Linked DNA regions of Homo sapiens: region 2 is linked to region 1. A link is an interaction called in ENCODE POLR2A ChIA-PET data of the cell type or tissue named here. Cell type or tissue: OCI-LY7. All regions are shown on one strand. Links, peaks and the distances in the headings refer to the core of each region. The heading gives the core; the rest is flanking DNA. Region 1 overlaps SRP54-AS1 (SRP54 antisense RNA 1). Region 2 holds the start of LOC107984628 (a long non-coding RNA gene).

Region 1 (8,815 bases), core at 2,610-6,609:
GGCCGAGGCGGGTGGATCACGAGGTCAGGAGATCGAGACCATCCTGGCTAACACGGTGAAACCCCGTCTCTACTAAAAATATAAAAAATTAGCTGGGCATGGTGGTGGGTGCCTGTAGTCCCAGCTGCTCGGGAGGCTGAGGCAGGAGAGTGGCATGAACCCGGGAGGCGGAGGTTGCAGTGAGCCAAGATCACACCACTGCACTGCAGCCTGGGCGACACAGCAAGACTCCGTCTCAAAAAAAAAAAAGATCCTATTTCTCAATAATACTTCTAGTTTCCATTTGAGGTAGTTAAAATTCACAGAACGAAAAGGATTTGGACAATAATAGAAGAAACACTAAAAAGTTATTAATAACTTTGGGAGGCTGAGGTAGGTGGATCACCTGAGGTCAGTAGTTTGAGACCAGCCTGGCCAAAATGGCAAGACCCCATCTCTAATAAAAATACAAAAATTAGCCGGGTGTGGTGTGGCACACGCCTGTAGTCCCAGCTACATGGGAGGCTAAGGTGGGAAGATTGCTTGAACGTGGGAGGCGGAGGTTGCAGTGAGCCAAGATCTTGCCACTGGCGCTCCATTCTGGGCAACAAAGTGAGATAACAAAGTGAGACATCTCAGAAAAAAAGTTAATAACTGTTAACATCCTGTTAAAAATATTTATAGAAGAGCTATGTCTGACAGATAAAAATTCGAAGATTAGGATGTGTCTTCCCGTAAAAATCTTATTTTTAATTACTGGGTAAACAGGCCAGCCTCCCCATTGTAGAGAACTATAATGAATCTGAAACAGTTATCACCATAAGGGACTTTCCCCCTCTCTGTCACAAGGGGCATGTCTAGCTACAAGACTGTAGTGGTGACTCTGTAACCCAAAGAAGCACTAGTGTGGCAAAGAGGATAGAGAAGATGAGGATCCTAGGGAGATAACGACTACACTGCTTACAGCCCAACCCCCAAGAATGACTCCAGAGGCCTAGTTACACCTTTTATTCTCTTCTAAGGGATAGGCCTACCTGCTTCTGTTTTACTTTTCACCCTCTGTTACTTAGGACCAAGGTTTCTCCCCTTCCTGATCATTATTACATAGAACATAAGATAAGTCTTTGGGTTACCTACATATCAGAAGAAAACCAGACTCAGGCTATCTCAGATATTTCATGACAGAAACTAGGATGAGAAGATAGATTACCAGGCTAGAAATGGTGGCAGTTAAACTAAGTGGGATAAAAGCAATTTATGGGTGTATGTGAATCTTTCACACCACTCCTCTCTTGCCCTCCAGAATCTATTCCAGGTTGATGAGGGCTGCCACTCTGTATAGCTCCAGAGCCAGTCATACATTTCGTAGTCTACAGTCTATGCAGCAATACATAGTACTTCTGTGGTTAGTTCTGGTGTAAGGTGAGAAAGCCGGATGGTATGGAAGTTATGACGCTGTCCCAGGCACAACAGGCCATAGGAAGTAGAGAAAGGAAAAAAACCCAGGACTCTAAAGCAGCAGCAAGAAGGAAATGAGGGGCACAGGAATAGAGACGGTCTTCTAAGTAGTTGTTCCCTAAAGGCCTCTTAAATGTCAGACTTAATATTTGTTCTAAGTCAGAGTGGATGAGTAAAAAATTATCACACGAATTTTTTCCAAATAACTTCTGGATGATTTTCATTGATTAAGGAACAAAAACATGAAATATACTTTACAGATGAAATATAGATGAAAGAATTAGAAGTCCAGAATGCAATTACTTATACCCAAGCAAAATTTGATGTTCACTCTTCTAATTCTCTGGGATTTATTTCTCATTACTTCTCTCTCATGGAAATGAAATTCATTTATCATCATGTACTCTCTGACATATCAGGAAAGGTGTTGGTTGACATCAGCTCCAGGCCTAGCATAGTCCTTTATGGGGTACTGTCCAGCTTGCAGACATCAACATTTGGAAAGCATTTTCTTCTGCTAGCAACAGCTTTGCCTGTCACCATCCAAGGTGACAGTGTGGCTTTATTTATTAAAGTAAAAGAATAATAAGTTATGACATAGGTAGACACTTATATTCTAGTTTATGATGACAATGGAATTTGGGATTTCAAAGACCACGTGTCTGATTTCCTTTACTACTTTGTCTCTGCAATGCAAATTAAGGAATATCAACAAAACAGAAGTGTATGACTCTTTCTTGTAACACTTTGCTATTTTATCAGTCACTACTGCCTTCTAACCCCTTTTTTTGGTACTGTACCGAAATAGTATGTTGAACTTTGATAAGAGCTTTTATAAAGCTGACAAATTTACTTGACCTAGGATATTACTGTATGGCCATAAGCAAACCACTTAACACCTCTAGGCCTCTAGTTCCTCATTTTAAATGAGCAAACTAAATGCTATCCAAGGACACATCTTGCTCCAGTTTTTTGTGATCCTAAGTTTGAATGCTTGTTTCTAAAACATCACTTCAGTGTGGGTTTTTTAAAATTAAATCATGAGTGTTTATTTCTTATGATCTTAAATGGTTTTACCAAAATCTGAAATAGGATTTCTGGTTGTCATTAGTAGATTTATTAAAACATGTGGCCGACTGGGCATGGTGGCTCATGCCTGTAATCCCAGCACTTTGGGAGGCCAAGGCTGGAGGATCACTTGAGCCCAGGAATTCGAGACCAACCTGGGCAACATGGTGAAACTCGGTCTCTCCAAAACAATACAAAAATTAGCCAGGCATGGTGGTGTGCACTCCTCTTCCCAGCTATTTGGGAGGCTGAGTTCAGAGGATCACCTGAGCCTAGGGAAGATGAGAGTGCAGTGAGCTGTGATTATGCTACTGCATTCCAGCCTAGGCAGCAGAGTGACACCCTGTCTCAAAAAATAAAGGAAACCCATCTTTAAAAATATAACTATTTTAGATAATGGGAATTAATAAACTATAATCAAGGCTCTGATCAGTAAGAGCCTTTTTCAGTTCAGGAAGTTGTAAGTTTTACATAAACTACAAGATATTACTTTCATTTTATTTTTACTTTATCAAATTATTTTTATTTATATGTTTTGAGACAGAGTCTCACTCCGTTGCCCAGGCTGGAGTTCAGTGGCGTGATTTTGGCTCACTGAAACCACTGCATCCCGGATTCAAGCAATTCTCTTGCCTCAGCCTCCCGAGTAGTGGAGACTGCAGGTGCCCACCACCACGCCTGGCTAATTTTTTGAATTTTTAATAGAGTCGGGGTTTCGCCACCTTTGCCAGGCTGGTCTGGAATTCCTGACCTCAGGTGATCCACCTGCCTTGGCCTCCCAAAGTGCTGGGATTACAGGTGTGAGCCACCATGCCTGGCCAAACTATATTTTTTAAAGCTTGATTTTTAAAATTTCAAGTAGAAATAAATCCATGGGTAAGAGTTCATTCATTTGCATCATAGCGTATCTTCCTATTTTAGGGTTATCTTTCCAGTTCAGCAGTGCAACTCTATGGAGTAGAATTGAAAGGAGACTTTTCGCCAATTGCAGGAAATGGTCATAAAAAAATACCTGCTCACTGACAGAATAAAGGTACCTTTTAACTTAGTCAAATCTCTTTTGCATTGTTTTCCAATCTGTTCTTGGTTGCCATTGTATAGAAACAGATTGAATTCTCTTAAATATTTTAAAACATTAATAGAGATGAATTGTTGTAATTATATCCTATTCACATATTTCTCTCTTCCCTGATTTTATTGGAAAGTAAAATTTTTTGAATTGTCTTCCTACCAGATACAGTTTTGGTAGCAGCATTTTTGAATCTCTAGAGGTTGGTTAGAAGTGTATTTAATTAATCTGTGAATGTCAAAAATACATAAAGGCCTAAGTAATGCTCACAATACCTCTTTTTCAGCAGGTATCGTGTATGCCACAGAATAGCAGTTCATGGGGGAATGATGCCATAGGTTAGGCTACAACAGAGGTTTTCTATTTTTCCCGTACTTAAGAAGAAAAATAACAAAAAAGGAGAAAGGAATTTTTTTGGTTAATGCAGTAATCTTTATCATTTCACTAATAGTTCTGTACTTCTGATGGCAATGCAGAGAAATACCGAGTATCTCTGATGTTAAGTGCAATCTAATGTGGAAAGATGTACCTCAGTAAGATTAAGGATGTAGTCTTCCACCACCCCGCCCCCTTTTTTTTTTTTTTTTTGAGATAGAGTTTCGCTCTGTCGCCCAGGCTGGAGTGCAGTGGCCCAATCTTGGCTCACTGCAACCTCCACCTCCTCGGTTCAAGTGATTCTCCTGCCTCAGCCTCCCGAGTAGCTGGAACTACAGGAGCCCACCACCATGCCCGGCTAGTTTTTTGTATTTTTAGTAGAGACGGAGTTTCACTGTGTTAGCTAGGATGGCCTCGATCTCCTGACCTCGTGATCCGCCCGCCTCGGCCTCCCAAAGTGCTGGGATTACAGGCGTGAGCCACCGCACCCGGCCTCCCCTTTTTTACAGAAGAAAATTATTTCATTCCCTCCTCTTTCCCACCTCTCTCTCTCCCTGACTTGCTCATATTAGAGATAGAGGCAAATGATCAGAGTAAATTCGTTGTCCAATAGTAAGTTCATGGTATTTTCTCACTATCCCATATGTAGTGAACAATAATACCTTGCTCTTGCACAAGAATCACATAACTAATAGAATCAATATAATTGAAAATTGATATTTAAAAATTATGAACTCTTAAAAATCATGGTTTATAAATGGATAACCAAGTAATTTTTGTTGGTTTCTTTTTAAAGAAGATAATAAAGGTGTACAAAATACATATTTACTTACTTTTTTTTTTTTTTTTTGAGATGGAGTGTCACTCTGTCACCCTGACTAGAGTGCAGTGGCACGATCTCGGCTCACTGAAACCTCCACCTTCCAGGTTCAAGCGATTCTTCTGCCTCAGCCTGCTGAGCAGCTGGGACTACAGGCAAGCACCGCCACGCCCAGATCTTTTTTGTGTTTTTAGTATAGACAGGGTTTCACCATATTGGCCAGGCTGATCTCGAACTCCTGACCTCGTGATCCGCCCACCTTGGCCTCCCAAAGTTCTGGGATTACAGGCGTGAGCCACTGCCCCCAGCCTTACTTACATTTTTAAAGATGTTTTTTACCCCTTTTCAAAGGAAAATATGCAGACACACCCATCCACATACTTTCCTGGCTTGTAGCTTCTGTGGCCATCAGCAACCCGATAAAAACTTTTTGGCCAGGTGCAATGCCTCATGCCTATAATTCCAGCACCTTAGCAGGCCAAGGTGGGAGGATTGCTTGAGGCCAGGAGTTCAATACCAGCCTGAGAAACTATCTCTCCCCCACAAAAAAAAAAAAAAAAAAAAAAATTAGCCAAGTATGGTGGCACACACCAGTAAGTCCCGGCTACCTGGGAGGCTGAGGCAGGACTCCTTTAGCCCAGCAGTTTGAGGCTTCATTGAGCTACAGTCATGCCACTGCAGCCCAGCCTGGATAACAGCTAGACTTTGTCTTTTAAAAAAATAAAAACTCTGAGGCTGGCCTGGTGGCTTACACCTGTAATTCCAGCACTTTGGGAGACCAAGGCGGGCAGATCACCTGATGTCAGGAGTTTGAGACCAGCCTGGCCAATGTGGCAAAACCCCGTCTCTACTAAAAATACAAAAATTAGTCAGGTGTGGTGGCGCCTGCCCTGTAATCCCAGCTACTTGGGAGACAGAAGCAGGAGAATTGCTTGAACCCGAGGAGCGGAGGTTGCAGTGAGCTGAGATCATGCCACTGCACTCCAGCCTGAGCAACACAGCAAGACTCTGTCTCAAATAAATAAATAGATAAAACTTTTTTTATACCTTTTTTTTTTTTTTTTGAGACAGGGTCCCTCCCTGGGCTCAGACGATCCTCCCACCTTAGCCTCCCAAGTAGCTGGGACTACGGGTGTGCTCCACCAACCTGGCTAATTTTTGTGTTTTTTTTGGTAGAAACAGGGTTTCACCACATTGCCCAGGATGGTCTTGAAATCCTGAGCTCAAGCGATCTGCCCACCTTAGCCTCCCAAAGTGCTAGGATTACAGGCCTCAGTCACTGCACCTGGTTTTTTGGTTTTTTTGTTTTGTTTTTTTTTTTTTGAGACGGAGTCTCACTCTGTCGCCCAGGCTGGAGTGCAGTGGTGTGATCTCAGCTCACTGCAAGCTCTGCCTCCTGGGTTCACACCATTCTTCTGCCTCAGCCTCCCGAGCAGGTGGGACTACAAGTACCCACCACCATGCCTGGCTAATTTTTTGTATTTTTAGTAGAGACGGGTTTCACCATATTAGCCAGGATGGTCTCAATCTCCTGACCTCGTAATCCGCCCGCCTCGGCCTCCCAAAGTGCTGGGATTACAGGTGTGAGCCACCGCGCCCAGCCACACCTGGTATTTTTATACCACCTTATGACTTTTAGAAACCTTAACAGTTTCCTTCCTTAAAGCTATAAACAAATGGATTTGAGGTATCTTAAAATTAACAGAAAGGGATTCTAGGATTGTTTTTTATTGTATCTGTTGAAATCCAACTAGCCTCCAAGGTTCAATTTTTCCTTTTTCATTTGTTTTTGTTGTTGTTTCTTTCTTTCTTTTTTTTTTTTTTTTTTTTTTTTGAGACAGAGTCTTGCTCTGTCACCCAGGCTGGAGTGCGGTGGCATGATCTCAGCTTACTCCAACCTCCTCTTCCCAGGTTCAAGCAATTCTCCTGCCTCAGCCTCCCAAGTAGCTGGTATTACAGGCACATGCCACCAAGCCTGGCTAAGTTTTGTATTTTTCGTAGTGACTGGGTTTCACCATGTTGGCCAGGCTGGCCTCAAACTCCTGACCTCAAATGATCCACCCACCTTGGCCTCCCAAAGTGTTGGGATTACGGGCGTGAGCCACTGCGCCCGGCCTGTTTCATCTTTTGTACAGGGCTTTTCTCTGAATCCTTGGTTTTCTGCTCATGCTTAAGAATGAGTAACAAAAAAGCTGATTGAAGTTCTGAGTGGGGATTGTTAACTGTGGACTTCACTATTGAGTGATCTTGCTGGGTAGTTCATTAGTTGGGAAATATCTAGTGAAATATCTTAAGATCTTTCCTTTTGGGCTGATCTGATTGCCTAGAAAAAACCTTTTCAATCTTCTAGCTGAATAACAAGCTGCATACTGGGAACAGAGTGGTAGAGCAAAAGGGTTGAAGAGGCAGGGTTCTCAGCATTCTGCATGCATGTTTCCTTAATTCCTCAGTTTTCAGTACGTTACCCTTTCTTTCAGCGAGGCCTGGAATCCCCTGGTTGTCTGGTTCAACCATTTCCAGAGAATAAACCTCTATTCATTTGCTGGAGTAGGAGAAAGGGAAATAGGGATCTGACTGCGTCTTAATCTGACTTTCAGCCACATTCCCTTATTTTTAGCATTTCCCCCTACTTCACCTGGTACCACCAATTATTAGCCTTTTGGAGATTCTGTAGCATAAGTCAGATTTGAGTCTTAGCTCTCAATACTTCTATCTTTGAAATCAATTTTCTCTGGTCTCCTAAATTCCTTATCACTTCTCCTTTTGTTCTAACAACAAATTTTTATATCTGTTATTTCCTTTCCCATTCTACCCATCCTTGAAGGTTTACACCTTCTTTTAAAAACCCCTATTCTGTCATTATAATGGGGTTTCAGTAATGTACATACATGTCTCTTATCCACTGTCTTTACAGGCAAGGCCTATGGATTGAAATTCTTTTTCCCTTTTCTTCAGGCTAGAGGTAAACTTTCCCTCATTCATATCCCTGGTGTTGGCTTATTCCTTTGATGGCAGCTGTTGTATGAACTTACTAACATAGCTTTTCTAATCCCCTTACTAGATAACATATTTGAGAGTAAATATTGTGTCTCATTCATCATAGTGTATATCTCTGCATGGTATCTTGTGCATAGGAGGTGCCTATTAAATATCGGTTAAATTGATTTGAGCTACCTTGTGGCCTCTGCATTGTTAGCATTCCAGAGTTCGCCCAGAGCTATTCCTTTATGGTTTTCCTGGGACCTTAAGAGCACCTCTGTGGGCTGCCATAATTAATTGATCCACCTGATTCTCTTTTACCCTATCTGTATAGTTGTGGGATGTGGGGGAAAAGAGTGAACAGAAATGGAAAAGAAAAGGGGGGAATTGTTTGAGAGCTGTGATAGATCAGGAGGTTAATTTACATATTTCATGTATTTCATACATGTTTCAAAAGTTTGAAATGATTGACTTTTTCTTTATATTGAGTAATATGTTTACAGGCTCCAGGCCAACTTTAAATTTATTATTTTAGTATTCTTTTTTTTTTTTTTTTTTGAGACGGAGTCTCGCTCTGTTGCCCAGGCTGGAGTGCAGTGGTGTGATCTCAGCTCACTACAACCTCCACCTCCCGGGTTCAAGCAATTCTCCTGCCTCAGCCTCCTGAGTAGCTTGGACTACAGGTGCGTGCCATTACGCCCGGCTAATTTTTTTTATTTTTAGTAGAGGCAGGGTTTCACCAAGTTAGCCACACTGGTCTCGATCTCCTGACCTCAGGCAATCCGCCCGCCTTGGCCTCCCAAAGTGCTGGAATTACAGGCGTGAGCCACTGCACCAGGCCCATATTTTAGTATTCCTAACACTGAGAAAAAAGAAGGAAAATATTTAAAAATCGGACCACAGGCCAGGCATGGTAGCTCATGCCTGTAATCCCAGCACTTTGGGAGGCTGAGATGGGCTGATCACCTGAGGTTAGGAGTTCGAGACCAGCTTGGCCAACATGGTGAAACCCTGTCTCTACTAAAAAGCTCCAAAAATTAGCCAGGCGTGGTGGTGTGTGCCTGTAG
Region 2 (8,815 bases), core at 2,415-6,414, 260 kb after region 1:
GGAGGCAGAAGGTTGCCATGAGCCTTGATGGCGCCACTGCACTCCACCCTGGGCAACAGAGTGAGACTGTCTTAAAAAAAAAAAAATTAAATAGCAAAAGAAGTACCTGGGTTTCTTTTTTTTAGGCTTAAAAGGAAAACAAAATTGTTGATTAATAATTTTAAAAAATACTATTATATATTGAGTCATGTGTCTACTTTCAATATTTGCCATAATAGAATTATTTATTATTAGGAAGTTGACTGCAAAACTTCTCTCATTATTATTATTATTATTTTTTTGAGATGGAGTCTAACTCTGTCCCCCTGGCTGGAGAACAGTGGCACCATCTCAGCTCACTGCAACCTCCGCCCTCTGGGTTTCAGCGATTCTTCTGCCTCAGCCTCCCGAGTAGCTGGGATTACAGGTGTCCACCACTATGCCCAGCTAAATTTTTGTATTTTTAGTAGAGATGGGGTTTCACCATGTTGGCCAGGCTTGTCTCGAACTCCTGACTTCATGATTTGCCCGCCTCAGCCTCCCAAAGTGCTCAGATTACAGGCATGAGCCACCGCGCCCAGCATTTTTTTTTTTTTTTTTTTTTTTCTGAGACGGAGTCTCACTCTGTGACCCAGGCTGCTGGAGTAAAATAGTGTGATCTCGGTTCACTGCAACCTTCGCTTCCAAGGGCTCAGACAATTCTCCCACCTCAACCTCCCGAGTAGGTGGGACTACAGGCACGCACCACCACGCCTGCCTAATTTTTGTGTATTTTGGTAGAGACAGGGTTTCACCATATTGGCCAAGCTGGTCTCGAACTCCTGACCTCAAGCAATCCACCTACCTGGGGCTCCCAAAGTGCTGGGATTACAGGCATGAGCCACCACACCCGGCCATCTCATTATTATTATTATTATTAATTATTATTATTATTATTTTGAGATGGAGCCTTGCTGGAGTGCAGTCGCATGATCTCAGCTCACTGCCACCTCCACCTCCCAGGTTCACGTGATTCTCCTGCCTCGGCCTTCCTGAGTAGCTGGGATTACAGGCGCGCACCACCATGCCCAGCTAATTTTTTGTATTTTTTAGTAGAGACGGGGTTTCACTATGTCAGCCAGGCTGGTTTCAAACTCCTGACCTCAAGTGATCCACCAACTGAGCTCGGCCTCCCAAAGTGCTGGGATTACAGGCATAAGCCACGGCGCTTGGCCCTCTCCTTATTTTTTTGACTTCAAAGCAGATCCTGTTTATTTTTATTTTGAAAGCATTTAAATACTTCATTGTTTTGTTTTTATCTACCTGCTAGAGAAAAATGTTTTGTTTTATATTATATTTATCACAGTATAGCAGTTCTTAAGAAATACCATGTGACTGATTTAGATAGGTGTCATGCTCTGGCTGTGAAAAAAAATGTTTTGGGATTAATGCAAGTGTCATTCAGTAACATTGCCACAACAAACAAAAAAGCTTCCTGTTCTGAGCTGGATGTTTTCTTTCTTTCTGATTTCCTCTTTGCAATATATTAAATAAGTAAATAGAATTCTAGAAAATGGGCCGGGCGTGGTGTCTTACACCTGTAATCCCAGCACTTTGGAAGGCCAAGGCAGGCAGATCACCTGAGGCCAGGAGTTCGAGACCAGCCTGGCCAACATGGTGAAACCCCGTCTCTACTAAAAATACAAAACTTAGCCAGGCGTGGTGGTGAACGCCTGTAATCCCAGCTACTCAAGAGGCTGAGGTGGGAGAATCGCTTGAACCCAGGAGGCAGAGGTTGCATTGAGCCGAGATTGCACCATTGCACTCCAGCCTGGGCGACAGAGAGAGACTCTGTCTCAAAAAAAGAAAAAAAGAAAAAAGAAAATGACCCTTGGGTTAAAAACACAGCCTAGGCCGGGCGCGGTGGCTCACGCCTGTAATCCCAGCACTTTGGGAGGCCGAGGCAGACAGATCTACTAAAAAATACAAAAAATTAGCTGGGCGTGATGGCGGGTGCCTGTAGTCCCAGCTACTCAGGAGGCTGAGGCAGGAGAATGGGGTGAACCCGGGAGGTGGAGCTTGCAGTGAGCTGAGATCATGCCAGTGCACTCCAGCGTGGGTGACAGAGTGAGACTCCATCTCAAAAAAAAAAAAAAATTATATTCTCATAAGAACATCCTAAAAATGGGCTAACTGATATGATTACTATCATTAAGTAATATGAATGATATTCTTCTGGCTAACTCTCAGAAAATTGTATTTATTTTTATTTCAAAAATAACATGTTTTATAGAGAACCTCTGCAAAATATAGAAAAGAACAAATAAGAAAGCTAAATCATGAGTTAGCTTTAAACACTACAAATTACTTGTGTTAAGCTATTATGACTAATAGGAAGATTCCTGTAGTTAAAACTGGTTTTAAGTTATCAATATATGCTGGTAAGAGGGAAACTTTACTCAAATATTGTTTGTGCAGATTCCTTGGTATTTTTCATCCCAGAAAGAACTGTTGTGGCTCTAGTCACAACAGATTTGAATCTTGAAAATTATGCATTGCACCTACCTAAGTGCTCGCTGCATGACTTAGTGCCATCTACCATTAAGATCTGAAACCACAAAATTTTCTTCTGTTTATTGTGCCATTGGGAATTGATAATAGACATTTTTGTTTTTTGTTACACTGGGAATTGATAATAGACATGATTTTTACTGTTCCCCAAAGGAATTATTTTACAAAATAAATAGTTTCCAATATATCAGGATTCTACTTTTCCCCTTGTATTTGTATGATAAAGTTTAATAGTTGCTAGTTCCTGGTGCACAGTGTAAATAATCCATCCTCTAATCTACTTTGTCCCTTTCATATAAAGATGTAAGATAAAACATAATGTATACATTTTGCACTAAGCCAGAAGCACTCAATCTATATTTGATGAAAAAGTGATATTTACTAATTTGGCTCAAATTATGCAGATCATACATTGACTAATTAGCTCGTGGATATTTAGTCTTCATTTAACTAAGAGAGAGTTTGCATTTTGTTTGCTATTCCAGCAAAGTCTGGTAATCCTTGTGATTAAAGAAACATGATTTATGTTTGCTGTGGAGAAACATGATCATCCTGGCTACTATGAATCACTCTGGAAACATCCCATCTGTTTCCCAATTACTCAGCTCAGACCATTAGATCAAATTCAGTTCAGTTCAACAAACACGAAGCACCTTTCTTAGGCTCAAAAAGCTTTCCATGATATAGGGAAGGCAAGCAAGCACATAAACAAATAATTATGATGTAATACAATGTGATAAATACAACCATATGTTACTACTAGATTTAGAAGAGGGAGTGCTTAACTTTGGAGTTGAAATGGGCTTGGAGAAGGCCTTCCAGAAGTAATGTTTGAGCTGGGTTGTAAAGGATGATAGAGTTCACCAGAAATCTGTATGAAAGGATTGTCCTAGAGAAAAAAAAAAACCGCAGATGCCTTGCAAATGTTTCATTACAGCTGCTATTGAGTCAAGCGTGAGGCACTGTGATGAGAGAAGTGCAGGAGAGGTGGGTATGAGCTAGATCATTGAGGGCATTGGATACCATGTGAAATTTTGTGCTAAGGAGCTGGTGCAGGGTTTTAAGCAAAGGAGTGGTATGATCTTTCTGAAACACAAACCTGATTGTTTTATGACCATGATAAGAATATGTGTAAGGAGAAAGAAATTGGAGGCGATTAAGATGCCTAAATCAAGGCAGTGGCAAATACATTTGGGGTAGGTGGATTTGAGAGGTATGTAGGAGAAATGACAGGACTTGATTAATTTCAAAATTAAATGAAAGAATGCAGAGCTTTAATAATTATTTGGAAAATATTGACTATATTTTTAGTATTGTAGACATTTAGGATCATTTAAGCTTCAGAATTGGCTCAGGAAATTTATAAATGTGGAAAGAAAAATATATTAAAAACATTTTTTTTTTTTTGAGATGGAGTCTCGCTCTTTTGCCCAGGCTGGACTGCAGTGGTGCTATCTCGGCTTACTGCAAGCTCCACCTCCCGGGTTCATGCTATTCTCCTGCCTCAGCCTCCTGAGTAGCTGGGATTACAGGCGCCCGCCACCGCACCCGGCTAATTTTTTGTATTTTTAGTAGAGACGGGGTTTCACCGTGTTAGCCAAGATGGTCTCGATCTCCTGACCTCATGATCCACCCGCCTCGGCCTCCCAAAGTGCTGGGATTACAGGCGTGAGCCACCATGCCCGGCATTAAAAACATTTTTAATGAAGATAACATTTTGATAGCATGAAATAAATCATTGACTAGGAAAATCATGTGTCGTATCTGAATTTAGATTTGTAAGCCGCTTTGCAGCAACATGTAACAATGGTTTCAATAGATAAGAAATTTTTAAAACTACCATAACTATAGCATCTTTGAAATGGAATATCCTATAGTTTAAAAAGTCATGGTTATATTTTCTGTTATTCTATGCTTTTGCTTTTACTGTAAAACTTGTCTGTCCACATATAAGCCATGGCCAAATTCCTCTATCAAATTTTTTTATGCATTTTTAATATCATGGAGATTAATACAGATTCTACATTGAGATGAATACTAAATTTAACTAGCATATTGTCAGCATTTCCCCATCTGGTGGAATTTTCAGAAACTTGATTTTTTTTTTTTTTTTTTTGAGACGGAGTCTTGCTCTGTCACCCAGGCTGGAGTGCAGTGTCCTGCTCTTGGCTCACTGCGACCTCCATCTCCCAGATGCAAGTGATTCTCCTCCCTCAGCCTTCCAAGTAGGTGAGATTACAGGCATCCACCATGATGCCCAGCTAATTTTTGTATTTTTAGTAGAGACGGGGTTTCACCATATTGACCAGGCTGGTCTCGAACTCTGACCTCAAGTAATCCACCTGCCTTGGCCTCCCAAAGTGCTGAGATTACAGGCACAAGCCGCCACACCCAGCCCCTGTATCAAATATTTTAGAAAGAAATTAATTTAGCAATGTTCTTTTATCACACAATCTGCTCGTTAGAGAAAACCTGGCCTACTCTTCGCTGGTGATAGAAAATGGAATTTTCAGGTCATTTAAAAGATCACGTTCTATTAAAGATGATTTTTAATCCTCACTAGTAAATACAAGCTATTTATAAACACAATGTTTACAACACAATGTTTATAAATACACAATTCCTTTCGCAAGTACCATCCAGAATCAAAGATTCCTCTTTTTTACCTCCTTGTAATTAACCATATTGTTTTTTCATCTTGCTTTTATGATAAATAAGTTCACTTTTCTGAGAGGCCTTGCACTCATCAGGAACCATTTATTGAGTGTCTATTTGTAGAACACTGTCCTGGTCATCCTGAGAAATAAACTTCTCAAGGGCACTTTTATAATCCAGTTGCAGAGACAAAATAGACCTGTAAACTAATAAGTATACAGTGATAAGCAATTGAATAAGCAGTAACGGAATGCAAGAAAAAAAACGGATCCAAAAGAGAAAAGATTTTCTAGAAGTGAGTTTTATTTTATTATTTATTTATTTTTTGAAACAGGGTCTTGCTCTGTCACTCAGGCCAGAGTGTAGTTGTGCCATCACAGCTCACTGCAACCTAAAACTGGGATCAAGTGATCCTCCCACCTCAGCCTCCTGAGTAGCTAGGACTATAAGTCCACCACTATGCCTGGCTAATTTTATATTTTATTTTTTTAGAGATGGGGTCTCACTTTGTTGCCCAGGCTGGTCTTGAACTCCTGGGCTCAAGCAATCCTCCTACCTCAGCCTCCCAAAGTGCTGGGATTATAGGCATGAGCCACCGCACCCAGCCTAGAAGTGAGTGTTAAACAGCACTTAGAGGAAATAAATGGCATTTCTCTTCAAATATCGAGTATTTATTTATTTACTTATTTATTTATTGAGACAGAGTCTCACTCTGTCCCCCAGGCTGGAGTGCAGTGGCTACATCTTGGTTCATTGCAAACTCTGTCCCCCAGGTTCAAGCGATTCTCATGCCTCACCGTCCCAAGTAGCTGGGACCACAGGCGTGCACCACCACGCCCAGCTGATTTTTGTATTTTTAGTAGAGACAGAGTTTTGCCATGTTGGCCAGGCTGGTCTTGAACTCCTGGCCTCAAGTGATCCACCCACCTTGGCCTCCCAAAGAGCTGGCATTACAGGCATGAGCCACTGAGCCCAGCCTAGAATTGTTATTTGAAATGTTCCAACAGGCTTTCTTCACTAAGAATCTCCTTAATATCAAGAACAAAAAGGGCCTTTTTATCACCACTTCCATTAAATCATTTGGGAGAAGGCCTAGGGCCAAAGTAAAAACCAACTGGGAGCTCTGTGTTCCACATGGGTATTGTCATGGAGGCATGAGTTTCTACAGGCCTTCCTAACCTTTTTCCAAAGATTCTTTGGGCATCTGGTAAAGACTACGAACTCCTCTTCAGAGTAATGTTTTTGAATAATATACATTTTTTACATTAAAAATAGTGTTGCTTAGTGCAACACTATTCTCCAGCGTTGGTGACAGAGTGAGACCCCTTCTCTTAAAAAATAAATAAGCACTTTTTAAATAGATAAATGAAAAAAAAACTGATTCTCTGCTTATCTTGAAAAAAAAAAGCACCTTTAAACTGATTTATTTTGTCTTAAGCACATTAACATACCATCAAGTTTATAACCCTGGAAATAGAGCTTGGAAATCAGTAGCATACAGTTAAAACCATGGAGCATCAATAAGACGCCCAGCAAAAATTTGTGAGTATCGTAGAAGAAGAGAAACAGTCCAAGAGTGGGCAAAGGAAGAGAAGCCTAGAAAAAGGAAAGAATTGTCAAAGAGGTAGGAGGAGAACATACCTTCTGTGATGTTACAAAGCAGAGGGTGCCAAATGCTGCAGAGATGTCACATATAATGGGGACAAAAAAATAATACACTGAATTTGGCCCTATGAAGGTCAGTGACCTTTCCTGTGGCATTTTCAGCAGGTGAAGGGCAGATACCAAATGGAAATGGCTTGAAGACTGAATAAGAGATGAAGCAGAACAGTGTGGTATAAACCAGTGCTTTTCAAACGTCTATGATGAAGCACATATTTAATTTTCAATCTGTCATAGATTGACAACAGGGTCCTACTGTTCATGACTAGTATGCAGCTTGCACCAGATGCAATGCATCCCTAGAGCTGGGCAACAACCAGATTGGTCTATAGTCTGTTCAACCTGACAAGTCCACTGGTTCCAGGTTTGGATGTCATGGCCAGGTCAAATGGCTGTAAAAGTTTCTAAATGCTTATTGTCAACTCTGTACAGTAGGAGAGGTTTTATTTTAAGAAGTTTATCTGTTGGGTTTCTTTGTTTTGTTTTGAGATGGAGTCTTGTTCTGTCGCCCAGGCTGGAGTGCAGTGGTGCAATCTTGGCTCACTGCAACCTCCGCCTCCCGGGTTCAAGCGATTCTCCTGCCTCAGCCTCCTGGGTAGCTGGGATTACAGGCACGTGCCACCACACCTGGCTAATTTTGTATTTTTAGTAGAGATGGGGTTTCTCCATGTTGGTCAGGCTGGTCTTGAACTCCCGACCTCAGGTGATCCGCCCGCCTCGGCCTCCCGAAGAATTTTTGTATTTTTAGTAGAGATGGGGTTTCACCATGTTGGCCAGGCTGGTCTCGAACTCCTGACCTCAGGTGATCCACCCGCCTCGGCCTCCCAAAGTCCTGGGATTGAAGGCATGAGCCACCGCGCCCCGCCAATAAGCTTATCTGTTAGGGAAGAGAGAGCAACAGGTACTCTCCAGGGCCTTGGAAGGAAGAGAGGTTTCTTTTTTCTTTTCTTTTCTTTTTTTTTTTTTTTTGAGATGGTGTTTTGCTCTGTCGCCCAGGCTGGAATGCAGTGGCACAATCTCGGCTCACTGAAACCTCCACCTCCTGTATTAAAGTAATTCTCCTGCTTCAGCCTCACAAGTAGCTGGGACTACAGGTGTGCACCACTATGCCCGGCTAATTTTTGTATTTTTAGTAGAGCTGGGGTTTCTTTCTTTTTTTCTTTTTGAGACAGTTTCACTTTTGTTGCCCAGACTGGAGTGCAATGGCATAATCTTGGCTCACTGCAACCTCCGCCTCCTGGGTTCAAGCGATTCTCCTGCCTCAGCCTCCCGAGCAGCTGGGATTACAGGCGCCTGCCAACACGCCTGGCTAATTTGTTGTATTTTTAGTAGAGATGGGGATTTCACCATGTTGGCCAGGTTGGTCTCGAACTCCTGACCTCAGGTGATCCACCCACCTCGGCCTCTCAAAGTGCTGGGATTACAGGCATGAGCCACTGTGCCCAGCTTTGAGACAGTGTTTCACCATGTTGGCAAGACTGGTCTTGAACTCCTGACCTCAAGTGATCCTCCCACCTTGGCCTCCCAAAGTGCTGGGATTACAGGCATGAGCCACCACGCCAGGTGACTACTTTCTCTGCGTATCTCCTAATGTTCTTCATGCTTTGCATTCTTTTCAACCCTTAATTTGGATCTCCAGCACCTAAAATAGTTTTTGGTACATAGAAGGCATTCAAATTAAAAGGTTTTTGAAGAAATGAATGAACTTTCATGTGAACGGTGGAGGAAGACGTCCTGTTTCTAGATTTTACAGTAGAAAATCCTGCCTTACTTAGCCTCTTTATTTTGCCTCTAGGCAGAGATTTCTCAGGGAGAAATCATCTGGGAGGCCCATCATCTTTTCATAGTCTTTGAGTGCATTAAAGTGTTCCCCTCTGTTTTCAAAAAAAAAATTTTTTTTATGGTGAAAAGATACACGTATATTTAGAACTAGCCAGCTGGACTCAATTTAGATGATACCAATTTTTTG

Evidence for each region. ChIA-PET counts read pairs that join two places held together with the same protein. Peaks named below come from ENCODE experiments on the same cell type or tissue, not always from the same donor. Only the 100,000 strongest peaks of a DNase experiment are listed, where the experiment ranks them.
Region 2: POLR2A ChIA-PET joins it to region 1 with 11 read pairs; 3 of 35 experiments call an interaction of 5 or more read pairs at or near these places.

The regions. Positions count from the first base shown.
Region 1 is chr14:34,958,652-34,967,466 of GRCh38, reverse strand. The region is part of intron 2 of SRP54-AS1 (SRP54 antisense RNA 1); the gene reads left to right. Among named protein-coding and RNA genes, the nearest start is that of SRP54-AS1, 20 kb to the left of the region's middle. In OCI-LY7, for the core only: no CTCF peak of the experiment used is centred there; no DNase peak of the experiment used is centred there.
Region 2 is chr14:34,694,624-34,703,438 of GRCh38, reverse strand. It overlaps LOC107984628 (a long non-coding RNA gene), which reads left to right and starts at 2,099. Exons shown (of 3, transcript XR_001750947.2): 1 at 2,099-3,516. It also overlaps the pseudogene RPL23AP8. In OCI-LY7, for the core only: no CTCF peak of the experiment used is centred there; no DNase peak of the experiment used is centred there.